2 separate regions of the Homo sapiens genome follow, and region 1 is linked to region 2. A link is a contact called in ENCODE Hi-C or POLR2A ChIA-PET data. All regions are on one chromosome and are shown on one strand. Each heading gives the region's core, a stretch centred on a gene start or an enhancer-like site at or near the end of the contact. The rest is flanking DNA. Distances are from core to core; before and after follow the strand shown. Region 1 has its middle 21 kb from the start of TNFSF9. Region 2 holds the start of CD70 (CD70 molecule).

Region 1 (6,207 bases), core at 1,708-4,207, 39 kb after region 2:
GGGATTACAGGCATGAGCCACCTTGCCCAGGCTGGGTTTACTTTTAACTCATAGCTAAGGTAGAAATGGCTGAGCAAAAGCAACTGAAGAGAGAATGAGCTTCTCCATGATTCTTTTTTACAAAAGTTTATTCTTGAGGGGGAGAATGAAGAGAAGCTGATTAATGGGTACAAATACACAGTTTGATAAAAGAAGTAAGACCTAGAGTTTGTTAGCTCAATTGGGTGTCTATAGTTTACAAGAATCTATTGTCTCGTTGGGTGTGGTGGCTCACACCTGTAATCCCAGCACTTTGGGAGGCCCAGGTGGGCAGATTACTTGAGGCCAGGAGTTCGAGACCAACCTGGCCAACATGGTGAAACCCCATCTCTACTAAAAATACAAAAGTTAGCCAGGCATGATGGCGGACACCTGTAGACCCAGCTACTCGGGAGACTGAGGCAGGAGAATCACTTGAACCTGGGAGGCAGAGGTTGCAGTGAACTGAGATCGTGTCACTGCACTCCAGCCTGGGCAACACAGTGAGACTGCCTCAAAAAAAAATTGTTTAAGATAAAAAACATAAATAAATAAACCGGGTCTGTGACCACAATATGTTGCTGCAATCAGGACCATTGCAATAAAATAAAACACTCAACTACTATGAAGCCGTCGCCTGGCCCAGGTCTCATAGAACTGGCAGCTGTCATTGCCTCCTCTGCATCTCACTCATGTTAATGATCTGTTTCTGCCACAACCGCACTGTCACTCACCATCAAGTGTCAAATAAAGAGGACCCTTCATTAGATTATCCTTTTATTAGGCCAGGCACGGTGGCTCACGCCTGTAATCCCAGCACTTTGGGAGGCCAAGGCGGGCGGATCATGAGGTCAGGAGATCGAGACCATCCTGGCTAACACAGTGAAACCCCGTCTCTACTAAAAATACAAAAAAATTAGCCGGGCGTGGTGGCGGGCGCCTGTAGTCCCAGCTATTCGGGAGGCTGAGGCAGGAGAATGGTGTGAACCCTGGGGGGGCGGAGCCTGCAGTGAGCCGAGATCGCGCCACCGCACTCCAGCCTGGACGACAGAGCAAGACTCCGTCTCAAAAAAAAAAAAAAAAAGATTATCCTTTTATTTCAGAGGGAACTACATTAAAAGATTTAATTTATGATATGACAATATCAGGCTCTGGATCAGGTCTACCATTGCTTGTTCAGAGAACAATTGTGAAAACTATTGTTGTTACAGGAACACTGGCAAAGGTGAATGTGAAGAATTTTGGCGAGGAAAGCGGCGGGGAGAAGTTGTCATTAAGATATTCCCTTCTTGCCTGGGCACGGTGGCTCACGCCTGTAATCCTGACACTTTGGGAGGCTGAGGTGGGTGGATCACTTGAGGTCAGGAGTTCGAGACCAGCGTGGCCAACAGGGTGAAACCCCATCTCTACTAAAAATACAAAAATTAGCTGGGCGTGGTGATGCAAGCCTGTAATCCCAGCTGCTTGGGAGGCTGAGACAGGAGAATTGCTTGAACCCGGGAGATGGAGGTTACAGTGAGCTGGGATGACACCACTGCACTCCAGCCTGGGCAACAGAGGGAGACTCCGTCTCAACAACAACAACAACAAAAAAAGGTATTGTCTTCTAAGAAAAGGAACGCTTTTACACTGTTGGTGGGAATGTAAATTAGCTCCACTATTGTGGAAAACAGTGTGAGGATTCCTCAAAGACCTAAACACAGAACTACCATTCAGTCCAGCAATCCCACTGCTAGGTGTAAACCCAAAGGAATATAAATCATTCTATTATAAAGACACGTGCATGCATATATTCATTGCAGCATATTCTCAATAGCAAAGACGTGGAACCAACCTAAATGGCCATCAATGGTAGAATGGATAAAGAAAATATGGTACATATACACCACGGAATACTATGCACCATAAAAAAGAACGAGATCATGTCATTTGCAGGAACATGGATGGAGCTAGAGGCCATTATCCCTAGAAAACTAACGCAGGATCAGAAAAACAAATACTGCATGTTCTCACTTATAAGTGGGAGCTAAATGATAAGAACACATGGACACATAGAGGAGAACAACACACACTGGGGCCTATCAGACGGTGGAGGGTTGGGGGAGGAAGAGGATCAGGAAAAATAGCTAATGGATACTAGGCTTAGCACCTGGGTGAAATAACCTGTAAAACAAACCCGCATGACACAGGTTTACCCATATAACAAACCTGCACATGTACCCCTGAACTTAAAGTTAGTTTTTGTTTTTTTTGTTTTGTTTTGTTTTGTTTTTTGAGACGGGGTCTTGCTCTGTCACCCAGGCTGGAGTGCAGTGGCGTGATCTTGGCTCACTGCAACCTCCGCATCCCAGGTTCCAGCGATTCTCCTGCCTCAGCCTCCTGGGTAGCTGGAATTACAGGCACACACCACCACGCCCAGCTAATTTTTGTATTCTTAGTAGAGACAAGGGTTTCACCATGTTGGCCAGGCTGGTCTTGAACTCCTGACCTCAGGTGATCCACCCACCTCCGCCTCCCAAAGTGCTGGGATTACAGGCATGAGCCACCGCGCCCGGCCCCAGGTTAAATTTTTTAAAATTTATATTTATGGAATCATGGAGAACTTCTCATCTAGAGAAGAACGTTTGTGACTCTATGAGGCAGAGATTTATCAAATTGGCAGGTTACGTCATGAAAACCTCCTGGGAGAGCCAGGGCCAGCCACACCCGGCCACAGACTAATTTTTCCACCAGGGAAAGTTTGTCCAGCTTATTGTGAAAATTCGTGTGGTATTGATGGCTGTGGTGGGCTGTCTGGCTGCTGCCATCACATGGCTGCTGCAGGGAGGGCCCAGGGAGGAGGCTGACAGCTCCCCGGCCACGCAGCCCACAGCCCTCTGGAGCCCACGCCCTGCTGGAGCAGCGCGGTCGGGCAGAGAGGGGCCCGGATGTGGAGCTGGGGCCGTGCTTTGGGGGCGGGGGCAGGAAGAGGGAGCAGCGCCCTCTTTGGGGACTAGCCAGCCGCGCAGCCACTGCACCCACCCCGCAGAGGGTTCAGGGTTCCTAGGCATCAGGAGGAGGCTCTGTGCAGGGCTTGCCAGCCGTGTTCTTGGGGTCCACCCCGCATCAGAGCGACCACCAAGCCTGCCACTCCCCGTGGCCAGGCTGGGGCCAGGATCAGCTCCCCACAGGCTGCCCCTGAGTGCCGGGGCAACAGGGGCAGTTCGTGGTGATATTGCCCCTGCCCTGGGCGCCAGCCCAGGCCCGGCAAGGATCAGGAATCCCCGCCCCAGCTTGCAAGGGGGAGCACCTGAAGCTGCATCCTGGGCCTCTGCAGCCGCCCAAGTTGTGGCCGCAGATTCAAGCCTCCCTGTGCTCTTGGGGGGCCAGGGAGGCCCCCCTGCCCTTGCAGGCTCCAAAGCACCTGCTCCCACTGCCTGGTTTCTCCCTGCTCTCAGCGCCTGCTCTGATCTTGGAGCAAAGTCAGGGTCCAACCTGGGGCCATGAACGGCAGCAGGAGGCAGACTGATTCCTGGCAGAAGGGAGCAAGTCCTCGCTAAGACCCCACCTTCAGGCCAGGGAGGGCCTGAAGGCTGAGGGCCACCAGACCTGTGGACCAGAGTGGGGACTTGTGATGCCTTTTCCAGGCCCATGCATGGCTGTTAATGGACCAGTCGGCACACACTGCATCCCCTCTGAGGTCCATAAAAGCCCCAGGCTCAGCCAGAGCAGGGCAGAGAAAAAGAGAGACGTCCAGATGACCAGCTGCAGAGAGAAGCCACTCTCTGTGCTAATAGCTGGAGATGACCTGACGACCAGCTGCAGAAAGGAGCTACACTCTCTGCTGAAAGCTGCAGTGAGGATGGGATGACCTGCTGGGCAGAGAGAAGCCACCCTCTCCAAGGCCTCCTCTCTGCTGAGACCTGCAGCCATCAGGAGGACCAGAGAGGAACTACCCTCTCTGGGGTCTCCTCTCTGCTGAGAGCTGAGCACTCAATGGAATGAACTGTCTACAGAGAGGAGCTGCCCACTTTGGTCTTCTCTGAGCTGTTCTAACACTCAATAAAACTCCTCTTCATCCTGTTCACCCTCCACTTCCCTGTGTAACTCATTCTTCCTGGACACAAGACAAGAACTCTGGCAAAGGTGCCAGGGGACACAGATATTTCCGACCAGAAATGTGACACCCTAAAGATTCTGTAACAGTATTACGTAAGCCTTTTTTTTTTTTTTTCTTTTTGAGAGGGAGTCTTGCTCTGTCGCCTGGGCTGGAGTGCAGTGGCACAATCTTGGCTCACTGCAACCTCCACCTCCCAGATTCAAGTGATTCTCCTGCCTCAGCCTCCCGAATAGCTGGGATTACAGGCACACGCGGCCATGCCCAGCTTTTCGTATTTTAGTAGAGATGGGGTTTCACTGTGTTGCCCAGGCTGGTCTCGAACTCCTCAGCTCAGGCAATCCACCCACCTTGGCCTCCCAAAGTGCTGGGATTACAGGTGTGAGCCACTGCACCTGGCCTATGTAAGCCATTTTTATCTGTTCAGAGACAGTGGTTTTTTTTAAGAAATGAATTACATTTAAAATTAGAATATGGTTAATGTTCAATAATAGGCCTTTTTCTAGAAAGGCAAAGAAAGTTAATAATTTGGATAGATAACAGGTGTGCCAGAGCCACATTTGTTATGCAGAGGTAAATGTTCAGTCTGTCCTCTGTCTTGGTGACTGAGGTTACAGTTAGAGTGGTTTTGAGGCCTCACTACACTTTGAGGAAGGCAGCTTTTAATTTAGTGTTTCCATGTGTTTGTATACCATTGGAACTAATTCACACGTGATTTCTGCCCTGAACTCAGTGCACCCTTGATATTTGAGAGAGAGCTAACTAAAGAACATTCTGAGTATTTCTATTTACAGAGGTTTTTGGTCAAATTAAATGCTTTGGGATTTTTTTTTTTTTTTTTTTTTTTTTTTTTTTTTTGAGACAGGGTCTCACTCTGTTGACCAGGCTGGAGTGCAGTGGCACGATCTTGGCTCACTGCAACCTCTGCCTCCTGGATTCAAGCAATTCTCCTGCCTCAGCCTCTGAGTAGCTGGGATTACAGGTGTGCACCACCAACGCCTGGCTAATTTTTATATTTTTTGTAGAGACAGGGTTTCGCCATGGTGCCCAGGCTGGTCTCAAACTCCTGACCTCAGGTAATCCACCCACCTCAGCCTCCCAAAGTGTTGGGATAACAGGCATGAGCCACTGCACCCAGCCTTGCACAATTATTTTGGTTTTATCAGTGTAATCTCTGCCCTTCAAGATATGTACAGAAAATGTCCATATAAATTTTCACTTAAATGGCATGATATTGAGAAGCTGTAAAGAGGAAAAACATATATAAAGCTTCGTTTCCCCACTAGTTTGTTTTTTGGGTTTTTTTGTTTGGTGTTTGGTTTGTTTGTTTGTTTGTTTGTTTTGAGACAGGGTCTCGCTCTGTCACCCAGGCTGGAGTGCAGTGGCTCAATTTCGGCTCACTCCAGCCTCTGCCTCTCAGGTTCAAGCAATTCTTGTGCCTTAGCTTCCCAAGTAGCTGGGACTACAGGTGCACACCATCATGCCCAGCTAAGTTTTGTACTTTTAGAGAAGAAGTTTCACCATATCGGCCAGGCTGGTCTCCAACTCCTGACCTCAGGTGATCGCCCACCTCGGCCTCCAGAAGTGCTGGGATTACAGGTGTGAGCCACCACACTGGGCCCCCCATTAGTTTTCTTCAATTGCATACTGTATTTGTAACAATAGCCCAAATGAATGTAAGTAGGAAATGGAAGAGTAGTGCCTATATGAAATGCTAATACTGCAGTAGAAGAATGCTAGCAGTGCAAATAAATTTTTTCTCAAGGGCCAGTGGCATATTTTTAAAAAGTGTATATATTGGAAAAATAAAAGTTAAAAATAAAATAAAATATATATAATATAAAATATAAATAACATGTTTATTTATAAATGTATATAATATTAAATATTCTTTTTTACACATTTATTCTTTCTTTTTGGAGACAGAATCTGGCTCTGTCACCCAGGCTGGAGTGTGGTGGTGCCATCTTGGCTCGCTGCAATCTCCGCCTCCTGGGTTCAAGCGATTCTCATGCCTCAACCTCCTGAGTAGCTGGGACTACAAGCACGTGCCACCATGCCCAGCTCACTTTTCATATTTTTGATAGAGACAA
Region 2 (6,007 bases), core at 251-2,750:
GTATGACCTCATTTAAGCCTAATTATATCTGCAAAAAAAACCCCGTAATTTCAAAATGAGGTCATATTCTGCAGTTCCAGGAGGCCATGAATTCTGGGAGGACACCGTTAACCCACTACAGCCATCGAGAACAGCAGCAGGAGGCTGGATGCGGTGGCTCACACCTGTCATCCCGGCACTTTGGGGGACCTACGCAGCAGGATCGCTTGAGCCCAGATGTTTGAGACCAGCCTGGTAACATAGTAACACCCTATCCTCTACCCCCCCCAAAAAAAAAATTAGCCGGGCATGGTAGCGTGTGCTGGTAGACCCAACTATGCAAAAGGCTGAGATGGGAGGGTCACTGAAGCCCAGGAGTTTGAGGCTGCTGTGAGCTGTGTGGCGCCACTGCATCCAGCCTGGGCAACAGAGCAACACTCTGTCTCTAAAAATATTAATTTAGGCCGGGCGCGGCGGCTCACGCCTGTAATCCCAGCACTTTGGGAGGCCAAGGCGGGCAGATCACGAGGTCAGGAGATGGAGACCATCCTCGCTAACATGGTGAAAACCCATCTCTACTAAAAATACAAAAAGTTAGCCGGGCGTGGTGGCGGGCGCCTGTAGTCCCAGCTACTTGAGAGGCTGAGGCAGGAGAATGGCGTGAACCCGGGAGGCGGAGCTTGCAGTGAGCCGAGATGGCGCCACTGCACTCCAGCCTGGGCGACAGAGCGAGACTCTGTCTCAAAAAAAAAAAAAATAAATAATAAAATAAAATAAAAATAAAAAATAAAAATATTAACTTAATTTAACTTTAAACAAAAAAGCAGGTGGTCTCCAAGAATGCAGGAGATAACTGACCGGGTGCAGTGTCTCATGCCTTTAATCCCAGCACTTTGGAAGGCCAAGGCGGGTGGATCACCCAAGGTCAGGAGTTCAAGTCCAGCCTGGCCAACATGGTGAAACCCCATCTCTACTAAAAATACAAAAAATTAGCCAGGCATGGTGGCGCGCGCATGTTACTCCCAGCTACTCGCGAGGCTCAGACAGGAGAATCGCTTGAACCCAGGAGATCGAGGTTGCGGCGAGCTGAGATGGCGCCACTGCACTCCAGCCTGGGTGACAGAGGGAGACCTCCGTCTCAAAAACAAAACAAATCAAAAAAATGCAGGAGAGGGGTACACGAATATTTGGGGAGCACCCCCAATTCTTGGATGTCTGCTGTATCCCCAGTGCACAGCACAATCTAATCCCTAATAAATGTGCAGTGGAGGTTTGTTGAATAAATGAATGGGCCCCAGAAGAATGAGGTGGAGAGGGGAATAGGAAGATTGAATGTCTCCTGCCTGAAGGTCGGGCGGGGAGGGGTTGGGGGCAGGCAACTCTGAGGCTCACCCGGGGCCACTGCCTGCATCCTGGCAACTGCCTCCACCCACTTTAGGATCTTCAGACTGGCAGCGGTTGGAGGGAATTTCCCCTCGCCAATTGCTCAAGTCCCTCCCCTCGACCGGCCGGACATCCCCAGAGAGGGGCAGGCTGGTCCCCTGACAGGTTGAAGCAAGTAGACGCCCAGGAGCCCCGGGAGGGGGCTGCAGTTTCCTTCCTTCCTTCTCGGCAGCGCTCCGCGCCCCCATCGCCCCTCCTGCGCTAGCGGAGGTGATCGCCGCGGCGATGCCGGAGGAGGGTTCGGGCTGCTCGGTGCGGCGCAGGCCCTATGGGTGCGTCCTGCGGGCTGCTTTGGTCCCATTGGTCGCGGGCTTGGTGATCTGCCTCGTGGTGTGCATCCAGCGCTTCGCACAGGCTCAGCAGCAGCTGCCGCTCGAGTCACTTGGGGTGAGTTGAGATGGAAAAGTTGGGAAGAAAACATAGAGAGGCGCGTGACCGAAAAGACAGAATGAGATGGGTACAAAGAGGCCAGAGAGGAAGATCTGGTAGGGCAGAGACAGAGACCAGAACAGGGAGGCGAGGCGGGGACCAGGCTGCCCGGTGTAGGGGCTACGAGACAGGCAGCCCTGCCAGGAGGTACAGGGAGATCCCGGGATGGGAAAGGTAGGCACACATGGAAATGGAAGATGACTCGGCTCTGGTGTTCCCCCGGCAGGCTGACTCAGAGGCTGCTGGGGGCTTCACAAGGCTGGGCGTGGGGGCTTCCTGGGGCCTCCTAGGACGGGATGGCCCCAGCCACTCGCTCCGGGTGGGGGAGGGGTCCCTTTGGGGACCGCGCCGGGCGCCTTTGCAGCGTAGAGAGTCCGCTGCGCGCGGTGCTCTCGCGCCCAGTGACATCCAGGAAAACGATTCGGGAAACGAAGAAGTTCTTTTGAAGGTCTCGACTTCACGTTCCCCGCTGGTTCAGACCTGCTTCCTCTTTAAGAAGTCTTAAGAGTAAAAAAAAATAAAATGAAATAAAATCACCAGTGCGCGCCGTGGGATGAGAGGTGGAAAGGAGGATGGACAGAGAAAAGAGAGCTCCTGGCACAGGGGACACATAGAACCTCTCTGCTTACGTCCGTGCCCTGTTTTCTGGTCTTTTCTTCCAGTGGGACGTAGCTGAGCTGCAGCTGAATCACACAGGTAACACGGGGGACGTGGAGGGACGGGGAGAAGAAGAGGCACAGAGAGAGAAGGAAGGAGAGGTAGAAAGACAAGTGGGGAGAGACAGAGAGAAAGAGACACAGACAGAGACGGAGGGAGAGAGGGAGGGAGAGATAGGGAGGGAAACGGAGAGGGGGAGACAGAGAGAAGACAGAGAGGGAGGGAGAGGCCCAGAGAAAGGGAGGGAGAGACAGAAAAAAGAACAGAGAGAGGGACAGAGGGGACAGACGGGACAGGAGAAGAAGGGGAAAGAAAGAAACAGGGAGAGACGCAGGGAGAGTGGAAGAGGGAGGGAGGGAGACAGGCGGGGGAGACAGAACGAGAGAGAGGGAGAGAGACGGAGAAAGAGAAAAAAGACAGATAGAGGAAGAGAGAATAAAAACGAGAGAGGCGACCTGGCGTGGTTGCTGGAGCCTGTAATCCCAGCGCTTTCGGAGGGCGCGGCGGGTGGATCACTTGAGCCCAGGAGTTTGAGACCAGCCTGGCCAACATGGTGAAACCCCGTCTCTACTAAAATTACAAAAATTAGCCGGGTGTGGTGGCAGGCACCTGTAATCCCAGCTACTCAGGAGGCCGAGGCAGGAGAATCGCCTGAACCTGGGAGGCAGAAGTTGCAGTGAGCCAAGATAATGGCACTGCTCTCCAGCCTGGGTGACAGAGGGAGATTCTGTCAAATAAATAAATAAAAAGAAGAAAGGAAAAGAAAAAGAAAGAAAGGAAGGAAGGAAAAGAAAGAGAAGAAGGAAGGAAGGAGAGAGGGAGGGAGGTGAGAGAGAGAGAAAGGAAAAAGAAAGAAGAAAGAGAAAAAAAGAAATAAGAGAAAGAAAAGAAAGAAAGCCAGAGAGAGGAAAAGAGAAGGAGAATAACAGAGAGGAAGAGACAGAGACAGAGAGGGGGAAGAAGAAAAACAGGGCGGGGGAGAAAGAGATCATTCCCAAGAGAAAAAGGAAAAGGGAGAGAACGAGAGAGAGAGAGAGGAGAGAGAGAGCGAGCAGGTTTGTGTTTCTGGGCATCCACTACCTTTCTCTCCCTTTCCCTCTCAGTCCTTCACATTCGATCTCCTCCCTTGGAAGAATCAAAGGGGTTTTGTTAGTAAACGAAAACGCTCACAGGAAAGGCTACCCTTCCTCCATTCATGCTACAAGCACTAATTATACATCTGCAGTGGGCAGGCACTGTTCCGGTACTGCAGTCGCGCACAAAACAGACAGAAATCCCTGCCTGGTGAGCTTCCCTTCTACTATCACTCCTACCGAGGAGGAGATGACCAAAAAAATAAAAACGAACATGTGAAAAACAGAGCAATGCCACGTAGAGTAAAACAGGCCAAGAGCAGGTTTTAGAGAAAAAATCAGGCAAGGAGGTGGGTGGGGAATCCGGGCATGCCAGGGTTGGGGATTTTCATTTAAAGTGGAGTCGCGGCGGTCGGGTGGGGGGGTGGTATCTGAGTGGGTGGCATTGGCAAGAAGCCTTGAGGGAGAAGAAATGAACAGTTCTGCTCTAGGTGGAAGTCTCTACCTCCTCCCAGCCTCTCTCGAACGCTTCTTCCTCTTCTGTTTTTCCACGGTTCATCCCCAGAGACTAAAATTACTGCACGCTTGCGTGTTTTGTTCCTTCCATTTTGTAATGGAAGGGACCTTTGTTGCTCTCTCTTCTCCTTGGGTCTCTGACCCCTGATATATCTTCCCCCCCTCCCCGGCCTTTGCCATATTTTTCCTGTAATTTGGTCTTGAGGCCCCTTTCTGGAGAGTGGCTGTCCAGCCCCACATCGATGGGGCACCAGGGGTGGTGGCCACAGGTGTTGACAGTGTCTTTCACAGGACAGCTCTTTCTTCTGGTGGATGATATCATGCCTAAGTGTGTGACAGGGGACCAGGTGTCACTCTTACAGGAAATTTGCAAAGCCTGGTAAACACCCTTGGGGCTCCTGTTTGACCCCGTTCAGTTCCTTCCTAACAAGATAGCCAGTCTCCAGGAGAGCCTTGAGTGAGGAGGAGAGTGAGGCTCAGGTGTGTCAGTCAGATAAGTTGCGGAGACAGGAGACGCTGAGATGAAACACGTGAAATATAGCCGAGGACCTTGGCTCCCGGCTGTGATCCCAGCGCTTTGGGAGGCTGAGGTGGGAGGATCGCTTGAGCCCAGGAGTTCTAGACTATGTTTCTTGGGAAACATAGCAAGACCACCATCTCTAGAACAAAATTTTGAAAATTAGCTGGTCATGGTGGCGCATGCCACCTCCCAGTGACTCGGGAGGCTGAGGTGGGAGATAGCTTGAGCCCCAGAGGCTGAGGCTGCAGTGAGCTATGATTGCACCACTGCACTCCAGCCTGGGTGACAGGACCAGACCCTGTCTCTAAAGAAAATAAAGATCCTAGAGAGAAGAGGGCCAACGGGAAGGTAGGGGAGCTCTCTGAGACACACACTCAACCAGCGGGTGGAAAGCAAGAAAAAAAAAGGGTCCTGGGAGCCAAAGCTTTTATTGGCGTTCAGGGTGTGACCCGAGCAGGCGTCCCTTGGGGAATTCTCTCGTGCACTCTCTTGCGCGCTGTCTCGTGCGCACGCTGTCTCTCTCGTGCTGTCTGTCTCACTCTCTCAGGCACTCTCTCGCTCACTCCCGTGCACTCTCGAGCTCTGTAGCTCTCATCCTCTCTCACACACACACTCTCCCATGCACTCTCTCGAGCTCACTCTCACACTCTGTCTCGTGCACTCTCTCTCAAGCTCTCTCGTCCTCTCTCACACACACACTCTCTCTCTTGCTCTCTCTCTCATGCTGTCTCTCGTACTCTCTCCTGCTCTCTCGTGCTCTCTCTCACTCTCTCGTGCACTCTCCCTCAAGCTCTCTCGTCCTCTCTCTCACACTCTCTCGCTGTCTCATGCTCTCTCTCCCTCATGATCTCTCTCTCTCTCATGCTGTCTCTTGCACTCTCTCCTGCTCTCTCGTGCTCTCTCGCACTCTCTCGTGCACTCTCCCTCAAGCTCTCTCGTCCTCTCACACACTCTCTCGCTCTCTCATGCTCTCTCTCTCATGCTCTCTGTCGCACTCTCTCGTGCACTCTCGTCCTCTCTCACACATACACTCTCTCTCTTGCTCTCTCTCTGCATTCTCTCTCTATATATCTCTCCCTCCCCCTCTATCTTTACCCTTGTCTGTTTCTGTTTTTTTTTTTTTTTTTTTTGTCTCTCTCTCTCCTGGTGTCTCTCTCTCCCTGTCTCTACCCCTTTCCCCTTACCCCTCTCTCCTTCCCTTTAGATCTCTAACCTTCTATCCCCCTCCCTTTTTTTTGAGACAGGGTTTCTGTGACCAAGGCTGGAGTGCAGTGGTGTGATCATAGCTCACTGCAGTCTCAGCCTCCCAGGCTCAAGCGATCCTCCAGCCTCAGCCTCCCAAGAGTAGCCAGGACCAGAGGCGTGCACCACCACACCTGGCTGACTTTTT

The links. A loop is a pair of places that touch in the nucleus more often than their neighbours do. ChIA-PET counts read pairs that join two places held with the same protein, here RNA polymerase II (POLR2A). Pooled maps may share reads with other maps.
Region 1: a map of GM12878 shows a loop between it and region 2 (2.6-fold over the local background). The contact joins the enhancer-like site here to the promoter of CD70 in region 2. A Hi-C loop is called at or near these places in 3 of 168 maps with a recorded cell type or tissue (GM12878, heart right ventricle and naive thymus-derived CD4-positive, alpha-beta T cell), 14 of 37 single-sample maps with no recorded cell type and 12 of 50 pooled maps. POLR2A ChIA-PET finds 5 or more read pairs at or near these places in 13 of 52 experiments (A673, CD8-positive, alpha-beta memory T cell, GM10248 and 9 more).

Annotation. Positions count from the first base shown.
Region 1 is chr19:6,548,854-6,555,060 of GRCh38, reverse strand. It overlaps the pseudogene TGFBR1P1. Among named protein-coding and RNA genes, the nearest start is that of TNFSF9, 21 kb to the right of the region's middle. RefSeq lists an enhancer at 3,095-3,164. Within about 2 kb of position 2,957, at least 4 of the 41 ENCODE cell types and tissues checked have a DNase peak (open chromatin) inside an H3K27ac peak, as active enhancers do; they include GM12878, where a contact is called at or near this core.
Region 2 is chr19:6,586,643-6,592,649 of GRCh38, reverse strand. It overlaps CD70 (CD70 molecule), which reads left to right and starts at 1,500. Exons shown (of 3, transcript NM_001252.5): 1 at 1,500-1,809; 2 at 2,514-2,547. The coding sequence starts at 1,648. RefSeq lists enhancers at 1-260, 1,331-1,730, 2,231-2,600, 3,779-3,858, 4,149-4,328 and 1 more.